Linked DNA regions of Homo sapiens: region 2 is linked to region 1. A link is a contact called in ENCODE Hi-C or POLR2A ChIA-PET data. All regions are on one chromosome and are shown on one strand. Each heading gives the region's core, a stretch centred on a gene start or an enhancer-like site at or near the end of the contact. The rest is flanking DNA. Distances are from core to core; before and after follow the strand shown.

Region 1 (2,700 bases), core at 56-2,555:
GTCCCTCCCCCTCTAAATCGCCCTCCTCGTGCTGTTCTGGAACTCCAGGAAGAGGAAGACTTCTCCCTTTTGACGTTATTTCCCTTGTATTCAGCGTAGATCTGACTGACACACAGTGGCACTTAAGAAATATTGCTCTAAAATGAACAAGCGTCACATGCTGGGTTTTATTGTAGAAGTCCCATCACGTACGTAGTATCTCCTATATCGATTGCCCAACTCCTATTCATTCTACAAAACCCAACCCACAGGTCACCTTCTCTAAGAGGCAGCCCCCAACCCTACCAGGCTGAATTGAAGTTCACCTTCACCAGATGCTTAGAAAGGACAGCAGGACAGTCTCTGCCACCAACTTTCCCTTGTCTTCCTGCTTCTGTTTCTCACTGCTGAGATAAACGCTCCATAAGGGTCATTCATAAAGGAGCAGAGCACAGAGAGGACACCTAACTAGGCCTGGGCCTGGTTCACTGTGGTAGGAGGAAGGGCTGGGGATAATGAGGTCCCGAGAGCATTCACGATTCCCATACTGGAGGATCTGAGCCATAGGTCCATACGCTGTTCGACAATCCCTGCTCCTGTCCCCTGAGAGCCAGGCCCTGGGCTTTGCCGCTTCATCTCAGCCCTCACAACTCTGCAAGGTGGGTGCTCCAGCCCCCATTTTGCAGTTGCACAAATTAAGGCTCAGAGAGGGTAGGTGACTTGCCGGAGGTCACACAGCATGCCTCACATAGCAGAGGGGGAAATGAAACCCTGTGCTGTGGCCCGGGACATTCCCCTGGGCCTAGTCCTTGTGACCTGGCCCAGGGGCTGTTCTTTTTTGGTTCCTGAATATTTTTAGATGGTGGGAGGCTCTTTTACTGCTTAGAAAGAAGCCCCCAAAAAGAGGGAGTTACGGCCAGGAGGGACAGTCCGGTGGACGGGTCTCCTTCCGGGAATCTGGTAGCTGGGGCCTGTGCAGGTACCCGCCTATGTGGCTTGGCGAGCTGGGTGACTCTCATGCCCTCTCTGAGCCCTGGTTTCCCCACCTGTAGAAAAAGCAAGGCCTCCCTCCCTCATGGGTCGTGGTGAGGGTCTGCCAGGGCGTGTGAGAACAAGCTCCCTGATGTGTAAAGCGGTTCTTGTCTGTCTGTCTGTCTATCTCTCCGTCCGTCCTTCCCCACATGCACACCATCCAGTTCCCAGCCGGCTTCTTCAGAGGCTCGATGCGCCTTCTCTCTGCTGCCCCCACCCCAGTCCCCTGGGGATGAAGCACCCTGAGGTGTGGACGGAGGTCAGGAAACATCCGACTCGGTTTCCTAGTAACACACTAATGGCAGCTTGGTACCCTGCTTGGCAGCATCAGACAGCCCGGGGCCAGTGCGGCGCATCCCAGCCTGTCAGCAACACTATTTTATGTCCGCCGTAAACACACAGGCTCACCAGGGGCAGAAAGCAGAGTTTGTTGGTTTTCTTTTGATTTTCTGTGGGCGGCGGGGGCAATGGCCTCTGAGCAGCTGCCTTTCTGTAACAGAATCGGGGCAGGTGGGCGAGGTTGTTGGGCTGGGGCCTCAGGGTCTCGGGCAGAAGGTGAAGGTGGCAGGTTTTGCCGTCCCTGGAGAGCTACAGCCGTGCTCGGGGCCCCTCCTGGAAGATTTCAAGCTATTGTGAGGACAAAAATAATGGTCGGGATTTAGCATCTGTCAGCGCAGCTGACTCCCAGAAAACAGCAGGAGTGAAAGGATGAGACGGGGCAGGAAGGAAGGAGGGGTGGTCACTGGCCTGGGGTGGAGGGAGCTGGGCTGGGGCCCAGGTCTGGCCGTGGAGGCCCATTCACGTCTGGGCTTCCACATTCCTGCCTGGCCATCTCGGGCCTCCTCATGGACCACTGGACAGAGAAGAATGATCCCTGAAACCCACAAAAGCAACACAGCTGAGCAGGAACTAACGCAGCACCAACCCCCATCCAACTTTTTAGTCTCCTAGGTTTTAAAAAATCTGTCATTTTTAATGCTGACCACACTATGTGTTGAGACCGGCCCCTGTGCTAAATGCCGTCTCATTGAATGAGCCCCTCCTTTCGCCCTCTGGGGTGATAGGCCATGCTCCCACTTATTGAGCACCTACTGTATGCTCAGCCTCTACTGGTCTTGTACATGATGGCTGATCCTTGGAACTGTCACTCTCCTGTTGCAGATGGGAAACCGAAGCTTAGGTTATCCTGGTTGCAGTTACAGAGCTAGAAACAGGAAGGGCTACAAAGACAACCCTAGTTTCCCTCGCTGCCTCCCCTCCAGGGGCTCAGGAGCGACAGTCAAGTTCCTGCCAACAAGAGACCCACTGCGGCCCGCCTGTTCCGAAGTGATGAGGACTGGCCTGCTCTGTGGACCAGACACTGGTGTGGCATGGGTGTGGAGTTTTTCCACGAAGTATAGCCTCTGATGACACGGAGCCTCCACACGCTTCTTTCTAGCCGAGACACTGATGTGAAAAGGATCAGTGTGTGACACAGCAGCCTGCCACAGAGCCACAGGAGAGTGATGTAATTGTGCCACGGAGATTCCAGAGCCACTTGCAGACGTGGCAGGGCCTTGAGGTGCTTTTCAAGGACTGGGGGAGAGTGGGCTGGGTCCAGAGGGAAGGCACGACAGCCCGGCCCCTCCCCTGTGGGATTGCGTGGAGGGCCATGTGGGGCTGGCGCTCTGGTTCCGTGTGCCGCGTCTT
Region 2 (2,754 bases), core at 102-2,601, 150 kb before region 1:
TAGGGCGTGCGTGGGTTGGGCACTGTCAGCTCGTCTGCGCCAGCTTCTTTGGGTCTCCTTCCTCTCTGGGAGTGGTTTTCTGCACCGCTGCCCTTTGCAGATGGCCTTCCGGGGAGAGCCCACCTCCAGGGTCAGGACCAGAGGCCAGCGGCATAGGGATGCCGGGGTGACAGGATAACTCTCCAGTCCTGCCCGGGGGTCATGGGAGGGAGGCTGATGTTACCATACACCAGAAGAAGCCTGTTCTTTCCTGGTTGTGGGACTTTGGCACGTTTCTGAACTCCGAGTTTCGCGGTACAGCGCCAGTTTTTCCTGTGCAGAGTGGGTGTGAGGATGCAGGGGGTTGACGCTCTGGGCGGGCTGAGCGCTGGGCCAGGCGGGCCAGATGCCAGACAGATGGTGGCATTGAGGTCTCTTCAACTGTGTGCAGACAGGGGGGCTTGCAGATCCCCTGTGCCCATGGACCTTCCTTGGGCCCTCCGTGGCACTGGGTCTTCACTGCCCGCTGCCTTGGTACCAAGGCAGGGCTCCCTGGGGATTCCTTACCGTTCCCATCTCTCTCCAGGAGGGAGGCTGGTTGGTGTTCCAGGCAACGGCTTCCCCAGTGCCCTCCTCCTCCGCCTCCCACCCTTCCCTTAGCATCTTCAAAGTGGTGATGGGGAGCTTCTCCATGGACTTGTGAGACACCCCTCATCATGGGAGTAGCCAGTGCCTAACTCAGGTTAAGTGATGAAGGAAGATGGGTCCAGTGGGCACGTGAGATCTCGGGCCACCTGCATCATGCCTGGGCCTTGGTTGCCTCATCTGTAAAGTGGGGCCATCATTTCTGCCTGACGCCTCCAGGAGTGGGTGGGAGGAGGGCTTGGGCGGGTGTCTGCAGTCAGGTTCCCCTCGCTGGAGTGAGTGGCAAGAGCCTCCGCTGCCTTCGGATCTGCTTTGTGAGGACTCTTGCGGGAGGCCCTGCCGATGACTCTGACTGTCTGTGCTCCATGCTCTGGGTGACAAGTTCCCTCTTCTGTTTCTTAAGGAGATGTTTCTCAGGGGGGCTCAGGCTTGCAGGAGGCGGGCCGCCCCTCGGCTACATGTGTCTGCGGGAGCCAGCGGCAAAGAGTGTTTGCCTTTAATAATGACATGGGCTCTCCGCTGCTTTCTTTGGGTGAATCTCCATTTTTCTGCATTAGCTAATGACGCAGTGTGTTCCTGGAGCCTCCCCCACCCCTGCCCTGCCCCAGCATCGCAGCGCCTGGGCTGCAAGCCTGGAGATGTTCTTAGAGAAGGGTCGGACGGACGGGTGCCCAGCAATTCCTGACTGTTTAGTTAGCGGGAGCTGAGGGGCGTGCCCGCTGAGGACAGGTGCCTTATCTGGGAGTGAAAAACCACGTCAATAAATCCAGGCCATAAACCTCACCTTTCGAAGCAGTCATGTGTGTGTTTTATGGGTTGGCTGATCTGTGCGGCCCGAATTCTTGGCAGCATGAATTCTTGGGACTTTGGGGTGTGTGTGGGTGTGTGTGGCTATGGATGAATCAGAATGGCCTTTGGGGACAGGAATTGGGGCTTGGTCTGCATCCGCGCTGTGTGACCTGGGGCAGAAGACTTCCCTTCTGTGCCTATCTGCATCTCTGGTGAATCCGGGCCATGCCGTCCACTTCCTTGAGGTTGTTTTCTGCCCTTTGAAGTGACCAAGGGCTCGGGGATCTGCAGCCCCAGGGGCCTTTTTTGCCTGCAGAGGTCTGTGCACTCTACGGGGATGCTGTTGGACCAGGAGTTGCCCTTTCTGTTGGGGGAAGCCCTGGCCGCCTCCCCATTGTGATTCAGGACCCGGGTGGTGCAGGTGGCCCCAGGCTGTGGGTTTTGTTGACAGCTGGGGACCCGTGACTGGCTCAGCCCACACCCTGGACCAGCTCCTGGGGCCCCTGTCCTGCCCTGCTCCTTCCCACGCTGGCCTTGACCCTTCATGTCAGCAGCCTCCACATGCTGGCCATGGTTGTCCTTTGCAGTATGAAATGGGTGGCCTGGGCAGGAGGCCAGTGTCACAGTCACGACTCACCTCCCCAGTGGAGCAGCTCAGGCCCCCCAGCCTTTCTCTGGTGTTGCCGTCTGGTGGCCTGGGAGGGGTGGGCTGGCTCCTGGGCTGCCCCTCTGTGTGTGTGTGGGCCGTGGGCCTGGCCAGGACAGTTTCTAGGCTAGAGAGTCATTGGCGTAGAACATGTGGCCCCCTCCTGGGTTCCTGGGGCACAGTGGAGTCACCGGTCCCACGGTGCCTGCTTGCGGCTGCCCCTGGGCTGCCGTGGCGACCCAGATGGTGACGATCAGGATCAGTTAAACACCGAGGGGCCAAGTGGGTCTGACCCCCAGAGGGCTTTCCCTGCCCCCGACAGGCCTCACAGCAGCAGTTACGACTGTTCCATCTGCAAGCTTTGGAGACTGAGGGTCAGAGGGCACACGGACTCTGCCTGACTTCGTTGGGGGAAGCGATGGTGGGAGTGGAACCCGGGGCTTCCCGGTCCAGACCTTGGTGTCCCCACTCCCCGCAGGAGGCACCGCGGGCTCCTGAGATACTGTGACTTGCACCTGTAATATATATATATTTTTTATTTCAAAAAGGAAAAGATAGAATTTTCACACACCATTCCCTTCTCATGCAAATGAACCTTGGGAGAAATTGGCCTGTCATCTCTTTGGGTGTATTTTGTGGTAATTTAGCTGCTTAAACGAAACATCTGTTAACCAGGGAGAGCCAGGCTGTAGATT

The links. Hi-C counts contacts between places; a loop is a spot of excess contacts on that map. ChIA-PET counts read pairs that join two places held with the same protein, here RNA polymerase II (POLR2A). Pooled maps may share reads with other maps.
Region 2: a loop to region 1 is called in a map of G401, with 2.5 times the contacts of the local background. The contact joins two enhancer-like sites. A Hi-C loop is called at or near these places in 1 of 168 maps with a recorded cell type or tissue (G401) and 3 of 50 pooled maps. POLR2A ChIA-PET finds 5 or more read pairs at or near these places in 4 of 52 experiments (WTC11, activated B cell, activated CD4-positive, alpha-beta T cell and 1 more).

Annotation. Positions count from the first base shown.
Region 1 is chr9:133,820,921-133,823,620 of GRCh38, reverse strand. The region is part of intron 4 of VAV2 (vav guanine nucleotide exchange factor 2); the gene reads left to right. Among named protein-coding and RNA genes, the nearest start is that of SARDH, 84 kb to the right of the region's middle. RefSeq lists enhancers at 418-507, 848-897. Within about 2 kb of position 1,305, at least 3 of the 41 ENCODE cell types and tissues checked have a DNase peak (open chromatin) inside an H3K27ac peak, as active enhancers do.
Region 2 is chr9:133,970,853-133,973,606 of GRCh38, reverse strand. The region is part of intron 1 of VAV2 (vav guanine nucleotide exchange factor 2); the gene reads left to right. Among named protein-coding and RNA genes, the nearest start is that of VAV2, 20 kb to the left of the region's middle. RefSeq lists enhancers at 1,694-1,753, 1,794-2,677, 2,678-2,754. Within about 2 kb of position 1,351, at least 4 of the 41 ENCODE cell types and tissues checked have a DNase peak (open chromatin) inside an H3K27ac peak, as active enhancers do.